Linked DNA regions of Homo sapiens: region 2 is linked to region 1. Evidence: chromatin contacts called from ENCODE Hi-C or POLR2A ChIA-PET data. All regions are on one chromosome and are shown on one strand. The core of a region is the stretch at or near the end of the contact, and the rest is flanking DNA. Distances in the headings are between cores, read along the strand shown.

What was found. A loop is a pair of places that touch in the nucleus more often than their neighbours do. ChIA-PET counts read pairs that join two places held with the same protein, here RNA polymerase II (POLR2A). Pooled maps may share reads with other maps.
Region 2: a loop to region 1 is called in a map with no recorded cell type, with 6 times the contacts of the local background. The contact joins the enhancer-like site here to the promoter of NRIP1 in region 1. A Hi-C loop is called at or near these places in 1 of 37 single-sample maps with no recorded cell type and 2 of 50 pooled maps. POLR2A ChIA-PET finds 5 or more read pairs at or near these places in 1 of 52 experiments (activated CD4-positive, alpha-beta T cell).

What each region holds. Positions count from the first base shown.
Region 1 is chr21:15,062,126-15,066,384 of GRCh38, forward strand. NRIP1 (nuclear receptor interacting protein 1) reads right to left here and starts at 2,875. Exons shown (of 4, transcript NM_003489.4): 1 at 2,620-2,875. RefSeq lists enhancers at 1,227-1,276, 3,727-3,776 and silencers at 2,107-2,966, 3,217-3,396.
Region 2 is chr21:16,194,629-16,199,287 of GRCh38, forward strand. The region is part of intron 3 of MIR99AHG (mir-99a-let-7c cluster host gene); the gene reads left to right. Among named protein-coding and RNA genes, the nearest start is that of SNORD74B, 88 kb to the right of the region's middle. Within about 2 kb of position 2,728, at least 8 of the 41 ENCODE cell types and tissues checked have a DNase peak (open chromatin) inside an H3K27ac peak, as active enhancers do.

The DNA of each region.
Region 1 (4,259 bases), core at 1,625-4,124:
CCACTTAAAGGAGGAACATTACTTCCTCCATGGACAATGTGATAAGCCACATGGCAACAAAGCTGCCTCCCTAAGGTCTCTCATTTAATAGACTGCTTTACCACATATAAACTACCAGCAAAACAGATTATCACTTTAATTCACATTGATTTTACTCTTCATATCTCTGAATCACAACTCTGTCATGGGCTGCGTTCTCTCTTAACTTCTGAATTTCCAGAATTTCTGTAGTTGTAATGCTCTCCTGTATTTTTGCTTTTGTTTCATCTGGACTTCAAAAAGTTCTAATGGCATCTGATTGGGAAGATTTCTTGAATCTCTGATAACAACGCAGAAGTCTTTAAGCAATCAGAACTGCCTTGGCGCACAAACTGAAAACTCCGTTTTAAAATCTTCTGAATTAACATCTTTTGGAGAATAGCCCACTCAACTTGATATGTCATAATTTTCAATTCTAAAGGTGGCACGGATAATTTAAAGTGGCACTTGCTATTTATTACTTAAATAATTGTTCTCTTGGACGGGCTTTTGAAAGCTAGTACTTCTTAATCATTTTCGACTATATCAGAACTGTAACAGACATGTCAATTTAAGCAAACTTCATGAGCAATAAACTAACAAACAGACTCTAGGTGGTGGTATAGGTTATTTTTTATCATGATGTTTTGCACTTATAACTGCAAGAGTCAGAAAAGCCTTTAGTCTCTTCACACACTTCTTTAGTGCAAAGTTAACAATATTTTAGGGTGTTAAAATTAGCAAAATCCAAGTTCTGCAGAGTTTAGAAATGCATGTAAAAGAGGCATTAAACCTGGTTTTCAACTAACTTCCCACAGGCATTAAACCTGGTTTTTCAACTAACTCATTTGAATAAAATCAACAACGAACAGTCCTTTTTTTTTTCTGTTATGTTCTGATGTATATTTTACTCACACTCCTAGGGCACTTTTAAAGGTAAGTTTGGAAAGAGGTCTTTCTCCACCAGAGTATGAAACAGACTAGAACAACCAATCCTACAACCTGCAGGGCAGTAGCCGCTCCACTAATTGATTCTCCTTCTTTGTCTCTAGGAACTATGCCCAGGCAGAAAAAAAGTTACTGTAGGTGATGAAGCCAGTGCTCCCTGAACCAAATAAACCCTATCGACGTTACCGAACTGCCGGGCAAAACCAGAGCAACTCACTTACTTGGAAGGTGAAAAACACTTCAACATACTCCAGGCGGCAACCGACACTTAGGGGCCAGGCAGATGAAACACCATTTGTTTAAAAAGTCTATTATTTCACTGTCTCTTCAACAAAGGTGGAAAACTGATGATTAAACACTGAATAATGCCACCCACTTACTAAACCTATGATTCACTAATAAGCAGGTTCAATGCAATTCATAACTTTAAAGAATGAATTACCGAAGCCCCTTGCTTCACAAATTCCCCCAAGAAACAGAAAGAGCATTCATCACATATAACCCGACAACCATTTTTACTATGGACACCTACAGATGGCTTCTCTTCCTCTAAGGACACAATTTCCTTCACAATCCCACATGTAATCATTTACAATACCAGAAACAAACTCCAACTCAGTTCCACCAACTGGGTTTTTAAAAATCCTTGTGCCTAAGAACGTCTTTTTTCCCCAAAGTAAAATGTGCCATTAAAAAATATTTTTAAAACGCAAAAGTGCTTATCATTCCGTACTTCTTTTACTACCTTCAGCAGCCAATTATTGACGTGATAAAAGGTAGAAACTCCTGGAATGCTTCAGAGATCAACATGTGTCACAGACTCCCAGCCTGTCCGCCTCTAAGACACAGTTGGTTCCTTTGTTCCTTCTGACTGAACACCAACTCCTGATCAAAATTGGGAAACTACTTTGGAAGGGATGGGAGGGTCTGCAGAATACATCCACGGAAACCTTCATAAAACAATATTCAATCGTAATAAGGTGGACACAGAAGAAGGGAGAAAAGGCAGCCTCCCGGACTTCCACCGGGCTCACCCTAAATGGGGGCCGGCCCCTGGCTCCTGGTAAAATGATGGCTGAGGCCTCGGGTCCGTGAGCCTCGCCATCGGGAGGGGACCGCGAGTGCGGGCAGAGCGGCCCGGGGTCGGGTGGGGGCCGGGCGAGCTGTCCCTTTTCCTATTCACTTTCCCAGCCGGGTATCCAGCGAGCAAGGAGCAGGGAGGCACCCAGGCGAAAGGCGCCGCCCAGGATCCGGCTGGACAGCAGGACGGAGAGCGGCGAGGCGAGCGGTGCCCGGGGTTCGGGACCGAGAGGGCAAGCGAGCGGGGGCAACCCCGACCCGGCCCCCCGAGTCCGGCCCCGCTCAGGGGCCACGCGACGGCCGCCCCCTTGCCCAGAACTGGCACGGACGGGCGGGCCGACCCGGGGCCACTCCACAACTTGCCGGCCCGCCGCCCCGGCCCCCCGCGAGAACCCGGAGACTCGAACCAGGCAGCAGAGGCAGGATTTCCCCGGAAACGCGCCCTCCCCGCCGCCCCGACGCCCCCGCGGCCCTGCCAGCCAAGCGAGAGCCGACGCGGGCCGCGCTCCCGGGCCGTTTCCGGCGGCGCCGGCGGCCGCTACTCCTGGCGCCCTGGCCGCGGCCGTCACTCACCCCAGGCCGCCGCGGCTCCCAGCCTCCGGCTCCGTCAGGCTCGGTCCGCGAAGGCGCCTGCCGCCCCGTCCTGGCCCGGCGCCCCGGCGAGCTCTTCCCTCCGACCAGCGGCGCTCACGGCGCAGCGGCGGACGCGAGGCCACGGGCGGACGGGCGCGCGCGGGTGGCGGGCGGGCGTGGGGCCGGGTCGTCCCTGCGCCTCGCCGCCGCCTCCTCCGCCGCCGCCTCCCGAGTTCGGGGCTCTGCTGCAATGTCTGCGAGGCTGACTTTGAGCGCCTCGCTCACCGCCCGCCCGCAGCCGCGCTCCTCCCTCCGCCGCCGAGTCCGCCGCGGCCCAGTCCCTCCCCTCGCCGCCCCACGCCATTCAGCTCTTCAGCCAAGTTTCTTAACCCTTTTCTCCCCCTCCCTCCCATTGTCACCCGGTCAGGAGGAAGCCGCGCGGATCCGGGCGGCTCACAGGAGCTGCGGAACCCCCTCTGTTTCGTGGATTTCCTTCTCGCCTGCTCTCCGGGTGTCCCAGACGGGGCTGCAAGACCCGGAGGCAGCGAGAGGACCGCGTCCCCGAGAGAGGGGCTGCACGGCGCGCCCGGGCCGTCCCCCGGGCTCCCAGCTCTGTCCAGCCGCCCGCGACCGCTGCAGGCGCCTGGACAGCTCCTCCTGGGGACCGGGGAAAGCGCTCTTGGGACCCAGGCCGAATGCTCCCGTTTGGGCACAGCCTGGGGGCCGGGGCGCCCCAGACGCTCCAGGGTCCCCGCCTGCCTTAAGCGTCTACCTCCTCCCCTTCACCCCACAACACGCGCTCTCTGGGCCCCCTTTCACCCACCCACCCCCAATTTCTATCTCCTTGTAATCTGTGTGTCCTGCTTTAATGTTGGGGGGCACGGGCGCGAACTCTGGGTCACTTTGACCCCACGCCCAGCACGTAGTAGGCGCCCAGCACTCGTGTGGAGCGACTCTGGGAGGAAAACTAGGAAGGAGACCTGAGGAGCGCCCCGCTCAGCTCCCTGGACAGACGTAGGACCCAGGAGCAGGGTTAATCCTCGGCTGCTTTGTCACTGCGAAGTCTCCAGCGGAGTCTGTCAGCCAATCTGCATCATCCCCGGGAAGGATCTGACCCAACAAGACAAGGGAAAAGGAGCAGGGCTGCTACTTCTTCAGCAGCTCTCCTCGGTTCGGTCTCCGAATAAGAAATAACAATTACATCACGAGGCCGGGGCGGCAGCGCGGTGGAGCCTCTCGGTTTCCTGCAGCCTAATCTCACTGAACCCGCCTCTAAATTGGGGGGGCCACAGATTGGTGAAACGAGAAAGTGGAAGGAGGAGAGAGTCATACGAAACCATAATTTCCCCTTATCCTTGTATTTGCTGTTTGAAAAATCGTATCCTCAACGCTCCCCAGACATCTCACTAGAACTATTAACACCCCCTCAACACCTCCCCAGATGTCAGGTTTCTTTTTGACTTGAGCATCTAGCATTTAGTAATTCGCCATGAAAAAAATTACCAGGGGAAGCGAGTGTTGTTGCTGAAATTGTTTTTGCTTGACACAAAAAAGCTAAAGTACAGCTTAGTCTCACCCGAAATTCTGAAACGGCATGCCCGTGTTAAAACACTTATTACATAAGACAAATGAGCCGATGA
Region 2 (4,659 bases), core at 1,478-3,977, 1.1 Mb after region 1:
TCATGGTGAGTGCAGATTTAAGATATTATATTTAAAATATACTTTCTATGTTGTAAAACAAGTTAAGAAATCTGTTGTGCTTTGAGGGAAATTATAGCAAAAGCATTTCTTAGAAGTTCTTAGACGATGTGGTTTTGTTTCTGCTTGATTTCACACTAACCTTGGTGATGCAAACAGAAAAATACAATATTTGTATTGTCTCGTGTGTCCTTTTTCTGAAAATTGTCCTTTGGTTTAAATCATGCTTCTCTTCAACTTGAATCAGCATTGTTTTAGGCAAATCATGTGTGGGATAGATGATGAAGGAACAACGGTGTGACAGAATATATGTAAACATTTCATTTAGTTCGACTTTGTGTCACTTCTCCACGGCTTCATGTTTTGCCGCCTTATCTTAGGAATATATAGCGCAGTCTGCATGAAAAGAGCTTTGTGTGAGAATTCCTGGCCAGTTGAAGGGTCAGGGCCTGTGCGTTATCTGACTGCCAGCAAGATCACTGGTGTGTCCTCTTATTTTTAACTTAAAATAGGAAAAAAAAAAGTGCATCTTTACATATTAAAAAGTAAGTGTGTTTGATTTCAACAGTTCCCTTCTTGTAGTATGTGGATGTTATTCCTGGCAAAGAATTGTTTAAATTTCTTTTAGGAAGCGGCATGCAAACTTCTTTTGTTTCTTTTTGTCTTGTTTGCTCATATTTCATTGAAACTTTACACACTTTAAAAAAATTTGAAATGGTACCAAGTAGTTTTTATTTTGGTGCAAATATTTTGAAAGTTGCTAGGCTTATGTTTTCTGGAGAACAATGTCTCAGAGTGTAAATTTTGTTTAACTCCCCGTGTAGTCATACTTATAACTCTACTTTAAATGTGCTTCTTATTTTAAAAATATCAGAGCCTATAGAGACTATTCCTAGAAATGTTAATAGAAATGTTTTTCTTTGGCAAAAATTGCAGATTCAGTTTTACAATTTATTAAGTGCCAAGATATCATTGCTGTTGTTGACTTTGCTAAAAAAGCAATTTTATTAACAAGGTGACTGCATTAGATGTTACCAACTGAGACGAAGTGAAACATGTGCTTTCACCCTGTTGATCTGATGAAATATAGAGGTCTGTGTGGTTACTTCGTGCGTCACATTCATTTAAACTTTTTAAAGAGCAGCTGCGTAATACAAATTTTGTATACTCACTTAAAAAATAAAATTTACTAGAGTAGGCTCTTGTTTTTGGAGACTTATACATTCTGTTTGCTAAAGTAAACTAAGAAACTGAAAAAATATATTGGAGTTAGAAGCTCCAAAACTCTTCAAAGGGAAGAAAGCTTTTAAGAAAAAAATGAATGTGCTTTCAGTTATAAGGCAATTTTGAAGCATTACTTAGCTCTCTTTTGCAAAGATTTAAGGAAAAATCAACTGTTGTGGAACTAAGTAATAGGCTTGCCTTTATACAAAAATTATGTATAAAAAGAATAATTATTTTCCGAACTGTTTCTATGATTTGATACAAGCTTCCTTCAACAATTGCAAAATGTGACTGACAAATCCTTTTCTAAGAGAACAAGTTCATTATGCTCTCGTCACCTGTTACATTCATTCTCCCTTGCCCACATACACAGTTCCTAGCTGTTTATTAGTGCTGCAGGAAAGTGAAAATATTTTTTTTGAAAGAAAATGTCAAAGATTTTATTTGCATGAATCTTTTGAGCTTTAAAAAATTGTGGTCTTATCATAATTGCCCAAAGTGTTTTGTTAATAAGGTCTTTTGTTATTATCTTAATATGAATAGTCAGGAAAGGACATATAAATCATTTTGGATTTTCTTTCACTATATCTCAAGTAAAGTTAAGGTGTGGCTGAGGGTTTTTAAAAGGCCAAGAGATTAGACCTTTGAAAGTTTATCCTTTTTGTATAAAGATGTTTTAAAAAATGTTTACCACTTACCTATTCCCTCCAAATGAATGTAAAGACCAAAAATTAAAGGGAACTTTATTATTTTACTTGGTTATAAAGTCTAACCACAAGGCAGGAAGTTACTAGGCTTTGGAGAGACGCTACAAAAGAATGAGCTTCCCTCTAATGAAAGTACATAAATCGTGAAAAACTAAAGACCTACTTCTTAGTTCTCCTAACATTTAATCTTAAACTAGTAACGCCTGTCTTTTCTTTGTATATTTACTTATTGATTTGCTGCTGAGACAGAGGCATCTTTTAAAAACTGAAGTCAACCACATAATTTTAATACCATGATTTTAAGAAGGTGTATATTTTCTTATGTAAAGCTAGTCTTCCATAGATGTTTAGATTACGTATTTGATTACTAGGAAACAGTGGCTATATGGTCACAGATTAATATATGCTGATCTCTCTTATCTATATATAAAACATATATTCACATACAAACATAAACACATATCTTGTGCTTAGGCCTCTAACATCTTAAGGCAATGTCTTTTCCTCCTAGTTATGCACTTAGTTTTGAAGACATGTGTAGATGAAATAAAACGAAAGAGTCTTCTGACAAGTGTTCTGAATAAAACAAGAAAAAAAAATGCTTCACCAATGGTGTGAAGCGTAACACCAAGCGCTTGTTACAGAATATATCACTAGTGGGTTTGTTGCTTTTCTTATGTATTTATTACCATATTGATGATTACTTCTCCTTTGCCTATAGACCAGGTTGGTGGTGTGTGTGTGTGTGTGTGTGTGTGTGTGTGTGCACTTATGAGCTCACATAGGGATGAGAGAGTAGCCTGGACATGTGCCAGGGTTATGACACTCTTTGATTTACTTCTTCAGTTCTCTTGGTCACTAAATTTCAGGCTCTTCTGTACCCTTGTAGCAGTTGACAGCTGATACAGTGAAATCGTGCCTTCTCTTTAAGAGTACATATTATATCAGCTGCATTCTTTCAAATGGATTGAACAATTTATGTTAAAGATGATTTATTCCATCAAAATATAGAAAATAATCTATAGGACTAGATCCTATCATCCCAGACAAATTATGGGTCCTTAAAGACTTTCCTAGAGAGTAGCAGTATAGTTTTATTCTTCTTCTTACTGGGTAGAGAGCATAGAGTTTGTTCATCTTTCTAGACACTTTGATCTTCCTGAAATTATTTCCACAATTTTGATCCCACAAAGCACAAATATTGCTTTTTTTTTTTTTTTTTTTTTTTTTGACAGAGTCTTGCTCTGTTGCCAAGGCTGGAGTGCAGTGGCGGGATCTCGGCTCACTGCAACCTCCCCCTCCCGGGTTCAAATGATTCTTCTGCTTCAGCCTCCTAAGTAGCTGGGACTGCAGGCACCCACCACCATGCCCGGCTAATTTTTTTTTATTATTATTTTTAGTAGAGACGGGGTTTCACCATGTTAGCCAGGATGGTCTTGATCTCATGACCTTGTGATCCGCCTACCTTGGCCTCTCAAAGTGCTGGGATTACAGGCATGAGCCACAGTGCCTGGCACTGCTTCTTTTAACATTAGCTCTAATCTCTTTTTCTGGAACTCCATAATAGATATATGTTAAAGTTTCATAATATACATATTTCTTAAATTCTCTTTCACACTATTTTATATATCTATCTGTGCTGCACTTTTGGTGAATTACTGAGACATCTTCCCATTTACTAATTCTTTTTTTGACTATGTCCACTCCAGAATTTATTTTTTTGACAATGTTTTTCTTTTCTGGAAATTTTAATTGATTCTCATCGCCACTTCAAATGTTTTATTTCTACTTACTTTGTTACACATTGTATTGATGTTATTTCTTGTCTCTTCCAAAATCCTAGCATGCTTATTTTGAAGTTATTCTGAAACCGCTCTATTATTTTCATGTCTTCTGGAATAACTTCACTGAATGTTGTTTTTAAAATTTTGCTGGTGCCTTTTTATATCATTCTCTCATGGCTTAGAATTTTGGTTTTCAGGCTTAACTGGAATGAGAAGGATTTAAAAATTCTCTCTCTCTCTCTCATTGCTAGCCCTTCTGCACCATTCCTATTGTCTTAGTGTTGGCTCTGTACCCTCTCGTTTCCCAGTCTATAATCTCTGCTAATGGGGATATCAAAAACCTAGTCACTAAATCAAAGAGCAGTCTGTCCCAGGATGTGACTGTGAGATTATGGCTGCTTGCTTTGGCCTCCCCAAGAAAGCAGCTCTATGCAAGCCGTGGCTCCAGGAAAAGGGAGGTGTTAGTCAGTTGTTCGGCTTCCTCTTGTCTTACCTTCAGGTTTTAATCAGTAAGCTTGGCACTGATTATTACTCCCTGTGGGACACATGTGGCATCCAGTTACTTTGCAGATACAAGGATTGGCTTGCTTCTCATTCTAGACACCATCTGGTGCAGTGTACCTCACTTTGTGTTTATAGTTTATTTCTGGTATGTTTATCTTGTTTTTGACTATTACTTTTCTTTTATATCACCTCTTTTAAAACTTATCTATTATTGTTACATGTTGGAAGCAAAGGCACGGGGCTCAAACCATATTATTGCAATGCCATCTTGACAAGAGTTTTCAAAGCCGTGGGCTTTGGAATCAGAAAACTTGGTTTCAAATTCTGACTCACTTATGATCTATGTGTTACCATAAGCAAAGTCTTTAATCTATTATAAACCTCCTTTTCCCTTGCAAATATTGATAGTAATGCCTACTTCG